2 separate regions of the Homo sapiens genome follow, and region 2 is linked to region 1. A link is a loop called in an ENCODE intact Hi-C map of the cell type or tissue named here. Cell type or tissue: spleen. All regions are shown on one strand. Links, peaks and the distances in the headings refer to the core of each region. The heading gives the core; the rest is flanking DNA. Region 1 has its middle 65 kb from the start of FCN1. Region 2 overlaps COL5A1 (collagen type V alpha 1 chain).

The links. Peaks named below come from ENCODE experiments on the same cell type or tissue, not always from the same donor. Only the 100,000 strongest peaks of a DNase experiment are listed, where the experiment ranks them.
Region 2: a loop joins it to region 1, with 6 times the contacts of the local background. A loop is called at or near these places in 36 of 110 quality-filtered maps.

The regions. Positions count from the first base shown.
Region 1 is chr9:134,981,609-134,984,507 of GRCh38, forward strand. No RefSeq gene overlaps it. Among named protein-coding and RNA genes, the nearest start is that of FCN1, 65 kb to the left of the region's middle. RefSeq lists enhancers at 880-1,470, 1,471-2,059. In spleen, for the core only: CTCF peaks have their summits at 1,711 (motif pointing left) and 1,913; a DNase peak (open chromatin) is centred at 1,673; H3K27ac peaks cover 641 bases; H3K27me3 peaks cover 593 bases.
Region 2 is chr9:134,777,686-134,780,584 of GRCh38, forward strand. COL5A1 (collagen type V alpha 1 chain) reads left to right here. Exons shown (of 66, transcript NM_000093.5): 28 at 2,417-2,461. Among named protein-coding and RNA genes, the nearest start is that of MIR3689C, 70 kb to the right of the region's middle. RefSeq lists a silencer at 1-35 and enhancers at 548-1,157, 712-971. In spleen, for the core only: a CTCF peak has its summit at 1,338; a DNase peak (open chromatin) is centred at 1,372; H3K27ac peaks cover 339 bases.

The DNA of each region.
Region 1 (2,899 bases), core at 225-2,724:
GAAGATGATGCTTATACAGGGAGGAGGGATGGCTAGAGGATAATGATGGTTACACAAGCGGGATGGCGAGATGATGATGGCTATACAGGTAGGAGGGATGGTGAGAGGAAGATGATGGTTATACAGGGAGGAGGGATGGTGAGAGGAAGATGATGGTTACACAGGGAGGAGGGACGGCAAGAGGATGATGATGGTTACACAGGGAGGAGGGACGGCAAGAGGATGATGATGGTTACACAGGGAGGAGGGATGGTGAGAGGAAGATGATGGTTACACAGGGAGGAGGGACGGCAAAAGGATGATGATGGTTACACAGGGAGGAGGGACGGCAAGAGGATGATGATGGTTACACAGGGAGGAGGGATGGTTATACAGGGAGAAGGGATGGCGACAGGATGATGGCTATACAGGCAGGAAGGATGGCGAGAGGAAGATGATGGTTACACAGGGAGGAGGGACGGCGAGAGGATGATGGTTATACAGGGAGGAGGGATGGCAAGAGGATGATGGCTATACAGAGAGGAGGGACAGCGAGAGGGTTATGATGGCTACACTGGGAGGAGGGACGGCGGGAGGACGATGATGGTTATACAGGGAGGAAGGATGGCGAGATAATGATCATTCCACGGGGAGGACGGACAGTGAGAGGATGGTGGTTATACAAGGAGGGCAGTAGGAGCTGCGTTTTCTTTTAAATTATCTAAATGTTTAAATTTATCTTTTTTAAAAAATTAAGAGAAATTATTTAAATGACAGGCAGCTGCTCAAAGATTCCACTGAAGTGGAAGGGTGCCCCCATCTTTACAGCAGAACGAAGGAATCCTGCACATCAGGGCTGGGTGGGCTGTGGCTGGAGAGTCAGGCTGGCTAGGCCAGGAGAGGCTCAGGATAGCCGTCCGCAGCCAGCACCCTCGTGCTGGTGCCTTGGACTGTGCGTCCTCACAAACAGCCGAATCCTGCCTTGTTCCTTTCCCAGGGCTGTTGTAGCAAAAGACCATGAATGAGGGGCCTTCAACCCCCAGGAATTCCTTCCCTTGCTGCCCAGAGGCCGGGAGCTCAACATCCAGGTCAGTGGGGCGTCACCCCAGTCTCTGCTGCCATCTTCCGCGTGTGTCTCCGGAACCCCCTTCCCCTCCTAAGGCCACCCCCCCTCAGTACAACCTCATCTCAACCTGACTACACCTGAAAGACCCTGTTTGCAAATGAGGTCTCTTTTGCAGGTATTGGGAACTAGGACTTCCCCATATCTTTCTGGGGGACAGAGTTCAACCCCACGACACCCACTAAATGCCTGTATTGCTCCTGTAGCCCCTGGAAAAGAGCCATGAACAAAACACACCCTGTTTGTCCTTGGGCAGCTTATGTTCTACCGAGGACACACAGTAAACACAGAGATGATCATTTGCTGAGAGGGACAGGCCAGGGTGAAGGGGCGACGAGTGGGCCGCACTTTGGACGTGCGGTGGAGAGATCCTGACGCTGGAACAGAGCCCTGCTGGAGTGGGGAAGGACAGCCACGCGAAGGCCCGAGGGGCAGTTTTCTCTGCGTGCACAGGAATAGCAGGCGCAAAGGACCCTGAGCACAGGGGGCGGGGGTGGGGACTGCACTTCACCCGGAGGAACTTGACCCATAGCTTTATGCAAGTCCAAGTGTGGCCTGAGGTCAGTTACCGCCACCTGCCGGCGGCTACCCACAGAGCCCGCAGGATCTGACCCGATTATCTGCCACTCGGCCCTTCCTGTCCCTCCCTAAATAAGGCACTCAGGTGGGCTGAATAACGGCTCCAAGTATGTCCACACCCTAAACCCAGAGCCTGTGAGTATGTTCCCTGGCATGGCAAAAGGGACCCTGCAGGTGGGATTAGGTGAAGAGCCCTGGGATGGGGGCTTATCCTGGATTATCTGGGTGGCCCCATGAGCCACAAGAGTCCTTATGAGAGGGAGGCAGGAGGGTCCAAGTCAGAAAGGATATGACCACAGAAGCAGAGGTCAACGCGAGAGTCGAAGATGCCACTGTCAACCTAAGCAACAGAGACAGCTCGTCCAGTGATGCTGAGTGTATCCAGGAGTGCATAGGCGGGGTTCCTGTCCTGGCTACGAGGGCTGTGGGGACCACAGGCATGTGCAAGGAGGTTGAGGCAAGGGGAAGCTTTTAAAGGCAAAGGGAGGCATGCACATAAGTTGTTTTGAAGCAAAGAGAACCCTGGTCACAGAGTCTTGTTGTGAGAGTTGACGTCAGTTCATGCCTGGAGATGGAGACAGCGTGTCAGGCAAGGGTTCTTGTGCATCCGACCAGCTGTCCCTGTGACTCAGATAGCAAGTGGCAGTTTGGAAAGTCCTTCGGAAAAGTTCTTGCTACAGGCATATGTAGATAAGAGCCCTTCAGAGAGCCTTTATGATAGTTCTTACCGCCGGCAGGTGTGTGGGGCAGGGAGGGCCCTTCTTAGCCTCTTGACTTTTTTTTTTTGTTAGGGTTTGACACAAGTGACTCTATTTTGATTCTGACAACTTTCACGTGATGTTCCCAGCTTTGAAGGTAGAGGAAGGGGCTACGAGCCAAGGAATGCAGGAGGCCTCTAGAAGCAGGAGAGGCAGGAAGGGGTTCTCCCCTGAAGCTTCCAGGAGGAGCCAGCCCCATTGGCACCTTGGTTTAGACCTTTGACTTCCAGAACTGTAAGAAAATAAATGTGTGTAGTTTGAAGCCCCCAAGGGTGTGGCACTCTGTTCCAGCAGCTACAGGAAAGTCATGCAAGCAGCACTTGGATGCCAGTTCTGAGGCTGAGGCGGGGGAGCGGACGGAGAGGCCGCCTCCATCACAGTATCACCACGGGGTGGGTCCCACAGCGCAGGTCCCACAGGGCTCCTGCTGCTGCTGATACTCGAACTGCAGCAGGGGTGT
Region 2 (2,899 bases), core at 241-2,740, 200 kb before region 1:
CTCTCAGCAGGGCATGGGCAGGGAGGGAGCAGCAGCGTCCCCCAGCCTGCCCAGCCAGAGGGAGGAGAGCTGGTGCCAATGCCCCCGGGTGCTGTGCCAGGGAGTTTAGTGCTCCTGGGAAATAATGCCAGCCACACAAACCCAGTCCCCCAGGACTCAGGGCAGGGAGGGGCAGCTGGACATCACCTTGCATTCAGGATCAGACGCTGCTGAGCAGGCTCAACCCTGATTGTATTCTCAGCCACACCTGCGATTTTCCTGTGCGTTTCAGAGGAAATAAGCAGAATCCAAAGTTGCTCTTCTATTTTGCAAGTATGGTGAGGACTCAAAACTGCCCTAAGAAAAGAAAGTAGCTCATCTCCTAAAAAGCCCTTCTTGGTGGGGTTCTGGGGCTGTTGTCTCTGAGGCGATGCCACGCCGTGGTGAGACGGCAGGTGGTTTTCTGGGGCCCCCAGCTCTGTGTCAGCCAGCGTGGCCCTACCTGTTCTCTTTTCAAAACTCTGGGGGCTTCCAGCCAGGATTGCTTTGGAAGAAGGCATCTGCTAGGAAAAAAACACCACCAAGTGCTTAGAAACCACTCGCCTCTCAGCAGCTGGCCCAGCTGAGTCACTTCTCACCTTCCTGGGCTGCCCGGGCCCACAGGTGCTGCCAAGCGCGTGCTGTGCTCAGTGGGGGCAGTGGCCTGCAGCAGGCTGTTCTGAGCCTCCTCGCGGCTTGGCTGGTCGTTCCCACTCAGCCCTGGAATACGCAAGCTGTGTTTGTCCGGCGCTTCCTCTCCATCTTGAGGTCCATGTCCCATCTCAGGCTGGGGTAGAGACTAGCGTAGGAGAGGCTTGTTTGGAGTCGGCCTCCCTGCTTGGGCCAGTGCTGTTTCTGAGCTGTGCCCTGTCCCCCCAAGGCGCTCCATGCTGGCCCACATTAGTGTGCCAAGTGCCAGGCCAGACGAACCAGAGCTGCTCCGAGCCCACCTTGCCCTCCCGGCTGCCTCCGCCCTGTGCTGGGCGTAGAGGGAGGTGTCCCAGGCCTCTCCACTAGTGGTGGCGGCCAGGTGTGAAGCAGACATGACTTCAGCAATGGTGCCTGCAGGTGTAGTGGCAGAACTCTTGCTTGTCTCCGGTGCTCCAAATCCTCCAGTGATTATGGTTCAGGGCAACCACGCCGCTGCCCTGTCTGCGTGGCTGGAAGTGCCTTGCAGCTGGCACTGGAGTGGAAGGCGTTTCTGCAGTTACATCCGCAGCTCCTTGGCAGAGCCAGGGCACGCAGCCCAAGGCCAGCCACCTCTGCAGAAAGGAGCTCCTCCGTGTCTCCATCCCTTCCCAGAGCCCCTCCCTCTCCAGGACCTGGGGAAAGGCCAGAACTGCCAAGTATGTGGGAAGTTCTGACCACCAGAGGGCAGCCGGCAGGCCCTGCGTCCTCCAGTGCTCTGTGGCCCCGGCTTCAGCCTCAGCCTGGAATCCCGGTGCCGGGGGCAGTGTGGCTTCTCTCTCTCTCTCAAGTCCCACGGGCAGGTGGCCTGAGGTAGCCCGAGGTAGTCTCTCTAGCTAAAAGTCACCCTGCTGGGAGGGCTGAAGTCAAAGACATTAACAGCAAGGGTGTGGCTGCGTAATTCCACCCCACAGATTTACCTCCACTGCCCCAGGCGCTTGGCACAGTGAGAGTGTCAGAGAAATAGTCCTGGGCCCCGTCCCAGAAACTCCTGTTCAGCAGGGAGGTGGGATGGTGTGTCCTGAACTCATGACAACTGCAATAAATATGTTATCATCATTCATTAGTAATATCACAGTATCATCTCTTCATGTTAACACGGAGTTGAAATACATGGCACTGGGCTTCTGTTTATTGACACCTGCTGTGTGCTGGGTGCTAGGTGCTGTTCTGAGAGCTTAGCAGGCATTTCCCTCCCAACAGTGGTAACGAGGTAAGGGTTGTCGTCCTCTCCACTTCCCAAATGAGGAAACTGAGGCACGCAGGAGTCTGGGGCATTGTCAGAGGCCATGGAGGGGGAGCTGGGACCTAATCAAGTCTGCCTTAGACCTCACCTCCTGCTTCCTCCCCAAACCTCTGAAAGGTGGGGGTGTTTCTAGAAGATGATGCTATAATGGGAAGCAGGAGGGGTGTGTTGGCTGCCGGGTGTGGGCCCTTGGAAGGGCGGGTCCAGAGCTTGGGCTGGAAGGTGGGGGATGGGTTTGGGTCTTTGCATGAAGAACAGGAGTCAGTGGAGTCAGCCCAGGAATTGTGGACACGCTGGGCCTCCTGAGGCCACAGGGGGACATATGGGAGGAAGTGTGTTGAGGGCAGGGCGCTGGCCTCATCTGTCAGCTTCAGCGAGCTCAGCCTGTCTTGACACGCCTGCGACAGCTCTAGAAAGGCTGAGACTTGTAACCATTCACTCCTTTTTCTTTTCCCACCCGCACAGGGGGCCGATGGCATCCGTGGTCTGAAGGGCACAAAGGGCGAGAAGGTAAGTCTCTCCTTGCAGCCACGGGGCCCCCTGCTTAGTCCGGAGCCGAATTCCAGCCAGCGGGGCCCTCCCACAATGCTTCTTCCATGAAACCAGCTGAGGTGGATGTCGCCTCTGAGTACTGAGGGGGATGGATGCCACTCTGTGGAAAGTGTCTCTGTTTGCAGACGGAAGAAGAGTAAGTTGAGGATAGGCCCTCGGGTCCCCAGGGGCACATCTCCTAGCAGAGCTGAGTGGGTCCAGGGTTTGTGTCTCTGCACAAGGAGAAGGCCTTGGCCCCAGAGACAACACACGGCCCCCCACGTGCCTGCAGGGGCCAGTGGACACCTGTCACCCTCCCCACTCCCAGGTGGGCCGCCTTGCATGGCCGCTGGCACGAGGGTCCACTTAGTTGTTAGATGTTCATCCCTGGGCAGCCCAAGCTGCAGAAACTCACAG